2 separate regions of the Homo sapiens genome follow, and region 1 is linked to region 2. A link is an interaction called in ENCODE POLR2A ChIA-PET data of the cell type or tissue named here. Cell type or tissue: Caco-2. All regions are shown on one strand. Links, peaks and the distances in the headings refer to the core of each region. The heading gives the core; the rest is flanking DNA.

Region 1 (2,912 bases), core at 226-2,725, 66 kb before region 2:
TAAAGTTGCGAAGGAATGGCCAGAGGATATTGCCTTTCCCCTTTTCACCACTAGTGCTGGTCCTAAAACACTCCTCCTGTGGTAAACTTTTTCCCATGTAATACCTTGTTCCCCCCTATGCAAAATATTTACTAGTTTCCTTTCCCCATTGGCACTCAAGCCATTCCCAGATACATCTAATTTTTAAGTGGGCACAGTGGGTTCACACTAAGAGCTTTGTCACACCAAGAGTTCACTCTCTAATTCTGATTAAGAGAATCAAGAGCAACATAATTTTGACTTTCTTGCCCTAATTGTAATCATATCATAATTAAAAGTGAAATACTGTGGGCCGGGCACAGTGGCTCACGCCTATAATCCCAGCACTTTGGGAGGCTAAGGCGGGCGAATCACGAGCTCAGGAGTTCGAGACCAGCCTGGCCAACACAGTGAAACCCCGTCTCTACTAAAAATACAAAAATTAGCTGGGCATGGTGGTGGGCACCTGTAATTCCAGCTACTCAGGAGGCTGAAGCAGGAAATCGCTTGAAACTGGTGGTGGGGGTGGGCAGGGGAGAGGGGCAGAGGTTGTAATGAGCCGAAATCATGCCACTTCACTCCAGCAGCCTAGGCAAAAGAGCGAGACTCTGCCTCAAAAAAAAAAAAAGAAAAAGAAAAAGAAATATTTTATTACCTTGTTCGTATCTGTACCTGCAATTCTAAACAGTGTCTGACACATGATAAGCACTGAAACAGTTTTCTAATTGTTTGGTGCATTTACAAAGCTAAGAAGTTACTTCCTCTGAGGTAAACTTGGGTTTCTTAAGGTGTTTAAAACTTATTTGTATAGCCAATAAAATGGCCAAACTGTCAAAACCTTGTTCTTTTCTTCATTCTAACAATCTGCCTTGTATCCTCAGAAATCTCTCTTCCTTTCTCTCTCTTTTTTTTTTTTGAGATGGAGTCTTACTCCGTCACACAGGCTGGAGTGCAGTGGCGTGATCTCGGCTCACTGCAACCTCCACCTCCTGGGTTCAAGCCATTCTCCTGCCTCAACCTCCCAAGTAGGTGGGATTACAGGTGCCCGCCACCATGCCCGGCTAATTTTTGTATTTTTAGTACCGACAAAGTTTCACCATGTTAGTCAGGCTGGTCTCAAACTCCTGACCTCAAGTGATCCGCCCACCTCAGCCTCCCAAAGTGCTGGGATTAGAGGCGTGAGCCACCGCACCCAGCCCTCTCTTCCTTTCTCAGAAGGTAAAATTTACACTTGGAAAATAAGATGGCAGTCATATCTGGCAGTTAACTGTTCTCTGCCTCTGTGGGGCCCAAATCCAATCTTCTGAGGCAGCAGCAATTGTCAAAGATCTGGCTACCAGCATAGCATTGAAGAGTGCTTCACAGCTTAGAACCATTTAGGCTAAATTGACCCAAGTAGCAAACACCTATAAGAGAATCACTGCTGATAAGACTTCTATGAAGGATTCCAAATGTCTTAAAGATAACTTCACAGGAGTGGAAAGGAGCTGAACTCAGCCATCTGACTACTGAAGCGTTCTATAAACCTTTAGGCCAGGCACGGTGGCTCACACTTGTAATCCCAGCACTTTGGGAGGCCGAGGTGGGTGGATCAGGAGGTCAGGAGTTTGAGACCAGCCTGGCTGGCGTGGTGAAACACCGTCTCTACTAAAAATACAAAAATTAGCGGGGCATGGTGGCGTGCACCTGTAATCTCAGCTTCTCGGGAGACTGAGGCAGCAGAATTGCTTGAACCCGAGAGGTGGAGGTTGCAGTGAGCTGAGATCATGCCACTGCACTTCAGCCTGGGCAACAGAGTGAGACTCTGTCTCAAAAAATAAAATAAAATAAAATAAAGCTTTAATAATGACCCCGTCACCAGAAAAACAGACACTTTGTCCTAGCCTTCTAATCAGCTGTATTTAGCAGCCAACATCCATCTTTTGCAATAAAATGCCACCTCTTAGTTCCTATTTCTATCAAATTATCACAGGTTTAGGCAATAGATAAGTCAGAAACTACAGTTAACTTGTCTAGGACCCAAGACAATTAATAAAACTTACTTGGAGAAGCAGCATAGCCTCTAGTCACCTGAAGACAAGTTTTAAAGATCCTAACAACTGGTAACACTTGGGCACACCAAAATGGCTGTAATCTGAAAAACAGCCACATGCCACTTCTAATGGTGTCATTATACTAAAAGTGACCTTCCCCCCTGAAAGTTTTTAAAGTAAGCTAAATCTTGAACAATGACTCCTACTCTTCTCTAAAATAGGAGCTATGACAGCTACCTTAATGGGATGCCCGATAAACTCAGGGCAAGGGGCTCACTGTGCTGACATTCTCACCTCACCTAGGACTTCCGCTGATTCATCCTGATGGACTGACAAGTCACTGACTTGCCAAAGAATCTTGTTTATTTCACATATAAAAACACTGTCTACTCCAGTGTGGCGATTCCTCAGGGATCTAGAACTAGAAATACCATTTGACCCAGCCATCCCATTACTGGGTATATACCCAAAGGATTATAAATCATGCTGCTATAAAGACACATGGACATGTATGTTTATTGTGGCACCATTCACAATAGCAAAGACTTGGAACCAACCCAAATGTCCAACAATGATAGACTGGATTAAGAAAATGTGGCACATATACACCATGGAATACTATGCAGCCATAAAAAAATGATGAGTTCATGTCCTTTGTAAGGACATCGATGAAGCTGGAAACCATCATTCTCAGCAAACTATCGCAAGGACAAAACACCAAACACCGCATGTTCTCACTCATAGGTGGGAATTGAACAATGAGAACACTTGGACACAGGAAGGGGAACATCACACACCGGGGCCTGTTGTGGGGTGGGGGGAAGGGGGAGGGATAGCATTAGGAGATATACCTAACGTAAA
Region 2 (2,912 bases), core at 246-2,745:
AGAGACGGGGGTTTCACCATGTTGGCCAGGCTGGTCTTCAACTGACCTCAGGTGATCCTCCCGCCTCAGCCTCTCAAAGCGTTGGAATTACAGGCGTGAGCCACTGTGCCCGGCTCAGTGATGCTCTTTTCAACTCGAATTCCGTGGCAGATGTCTTAGAGGGGTGGGGGATACCAGGGATGTTCTGCCCAGGATTCTGTGCCTGAGACTGCTGTCTGACAGTCTCTATTTCCTCCACCTTTATACCTACCTTCCCTTTCTGCAGTGTCCCCACACCCTCCTCTGAGACGCCATGTTCAACTCGATGACCCCACCACCAATCAGTAGCTATGGCGAGCCCTGCTGTCTCCGGCCCCTCCCCAGTCAGGGGGCCCCCAGTGTGGGGACAGAAGGTCAGTGTATATACCAATCCCTGGGCCTTGAGGATTTGGCAGATCTCCCACTTGGGCCCACCCCCACCCCATGCCAGTTTCCTATCTACAGGAGGATTTGAGGCCCCATGTCATATGGACCTGGAATCTGGGATCAGGTCATGTCTGGGGTTTTAAGGTGAGGTTTATGTATCCTCCATTCCCATTCCAGCTGTCTCTTTTTTCTAGGACTGTCTGGCCCGCCCTTCTGCCACCAAGCTAACCTCATGTCCGGCCCCCACAGTTATGGGCCAGCCAGAGAGACCAACAGCTGCACCGAGGGTGAGGGCTCAGGCAACACCTCTTCCCTTTCTGCCCCTCTCTGACTTGTTCTGAAAGAGAAAGTGGGAGGGCAGGGGATCTCACTTGGAGGAGGAGATGCTTGGAGATGTGAGGCGTCAGAGCACCATCAAGAAGTCACAGATGGGGCCGGGCGCGGTGGCTCACGCCTGTAATCCCAGCACTTTGTGGGGAAGCCGTGGCAGGAAGATCGCTTGAGGTCGGGAATTCAAGACCAGCCAGGCCAACATGGTGAAACCCTGTCTCTACTAACAATACAAAAATTAGCCGGGCGTGGTGGCTTGCACCTGTAGTGCCGATTACAGGGGAGGCTGAGGCAGGAGAATCACTTGAACCTGGGAACGCAGAGGTTGCAGTGAGGCAAGATGGTGCCACGCACTCCAGCCTGGGTTACAGAGCATGACTCTGTGTCTCTCAAAAAAAAAAAAAAAAAGTCACAGATAGCATCAATAGGGCAAAGCAGAATCAAGTATCATTGGTTTTGCCAAGTCAGGACCCATAGGTTAGGTGCATGGAGAGACATGCCCCTTTACCATATCCGTCTCCGCTGTCTCCTGCCCCAGGCCCACTCTTTTCTTCTCCCCGGAGTGCAGTCAAGTTGACCAAGAAGCGGGCACTGTCCATCTCACCTCTGTCGGATGCCAGCCTGGACCTGCAGACGGTTATCCGCACCTCACCCAGCTCCCTCGTAGCTTTCATCAACTCGCGATGCACATCTCCAGGAGGCTCCTACGGTCATCTCTCCATTGGCACCATGAGGTGCAGTCAGCCCCGGGCCAAGAGGCCCCTAAAGCCCCTACCCAAGTCCATTAAAAGTCTCAAGCCCTCAAACTACCTAACCCTATTTGAATCCTTGTCATTTCAAAGACAACTCTCCTCAGTACTTCCCTGGGACTGCCTCAACCACTACAAATCCCAAGTCTTCCAGAAATCCTCCAAATAGCCCAATCCTTCCTGAGACTTCCTAATTGTCTTAAGTAACTGCCTCCTCTCCTCCTCAGCCCATCTCTGGGATTCCCAGCCCAGATGAATCACCAAAAAGGGCCCTCGCCTTCCTTTGGGGTCCAGCCTTGTGGTCCCCATGACTCTGCCCGGGGTGGGATGATCCCACATCCTCAGTCCCGGGGACCCTTCCCAACTTGCCAGGTGAGAGTCCCCATATTGCTACCTGATTTCCCTCAGCTCAGGGTGGGTGGGTGGTGGATTTTGTAGGGGAAAGGTGAAGGAAGGACAAGGGATATAAGTTTTCAGTACTAGAAAAGTAAAGAGGTGTGGGTGCTGGGGTTCACTCCTTGCAGTTGAGTCAGACGCTTCCAAATGGGATCCCACCTTTTGCCCATCCCATTCACCAGTGTAGTCTGAGGAGGAAGTCCCTTCCAAACCCAGGAGGTTCCAGCTGCTTGGGTGGGGGCACTTAGGGCAGGAAGACCTGGCTTGGTTTCCTCTTCCTTCTGCTTACTTCCACCCTCATCACCGTCACCTCTTCCCCTGGGGAAGCTGAAGTCTGAGCTGGACATGCTGGTTGGCAAGTGCCGGGAGGAACCCTTGGAAGGTGATATGTCCAGCCCCAACTCCACAGGCATACAGGTAAGGGGATGGGCAGGAGCTTTACCTCTGGGACCTGAGCAAAACTAAAGCTGTCACCCAAGTGACCCTGAGATTGCCTCTCTTGCCCTAGGATCCCCTGTTGGGGATGCTGGATGGGCGGGAGGACCTCGAGAGAGAGGAGAAGCGTGAGCCTGAATCTGTGTATGAAACTGACTGCCGTTGGGATGGCTGCAGCCAGGAATTTGACTCCCAAGAGCAGCTGGTGCACGTGAGCCCCAGGGGGTAACAGGAATGGCTAGCCAGAACCTTTAGGAGATTCTGAGTGGGACATGGTGGAATCCGGCTGAGGGCAGGAGGTCAGAGGAGACTGAGGTTGAATGCTCAGTTGGGTAGGCAGAAGCTCAGAAGTTGTAGCTTTGCCTTAGGGAGCTGGAAGACCTGAGATGTGAGATATGATATTGCTCCTGCCTCTTCCTCCTTGAGGTGGAGTCGTGGAAGAGGAACAGGGGGTGGAGGGAAGGTCTGTTCTGGACCTCAGGGTCATGGGAGAGCCTTGGAGAGCCTTTGTATCTTCTCCCTCAGCACATCAACAGCGAGCACATCCACGGGGAGCGGAAGGAGTTCGTGTGCCACTGGGGGGGCTGCTCCAGGGAG

Evidence for each region. ChIA-PET counts read pairs that join two places held together with the same protein. Peaks named below come from ENCODE experiments on the same cell type or tissue, not always from the same donor. Only the 100,000 strongest peaks of a DNase experiment are listed, where the experiment ranks them.
Region 1: POLR2A ChIA-PET joins it to region 2 with 7 read pairs; 3 of 35 experiments call an interaction of 5 or more read pairs at or near these places.

Annotation. Positions count from the first base shown.
Region 1 is chr12:57,397,573-57,400,484 of GRCh38, forward strand. All of the region lies in intron 1 of R3HDM2 (R3H domain containing 2), which reads right to left. Among named protein-coding and RNA genes, the nearest start is that of R3HDM2, 32 kb to the right of the region's middle. In Caco-2, for the core only: no CTCF peak of the experiment used is centred there; no DNase peak of the experiment used is centred there.
Region 2 is chr12:57,463,400-57,466,311 of GRCh38, forward strand. It overlaps GLI1 (GLI family zinc finger 1), which reads left to right. Exons shown (of 12, transcript NM_005269.3): 2 at 266-392; 3 at 600-692; 4 at 1,274-1,469; 5 at 1,712-1,856; 6 at 2,208-2,297; 7 at 2,389-2,526; 8 at 2,841-2,912. The coding sequence starts at 293. Among named protein-coding and RNA genes, the nearest start is that of GLI1, 5.1 kb to the left of the region's middle. In Caco-2, for the core only: no CTCF peak of the experiment used is centred there; no DNase peak of the experiment used is centred there.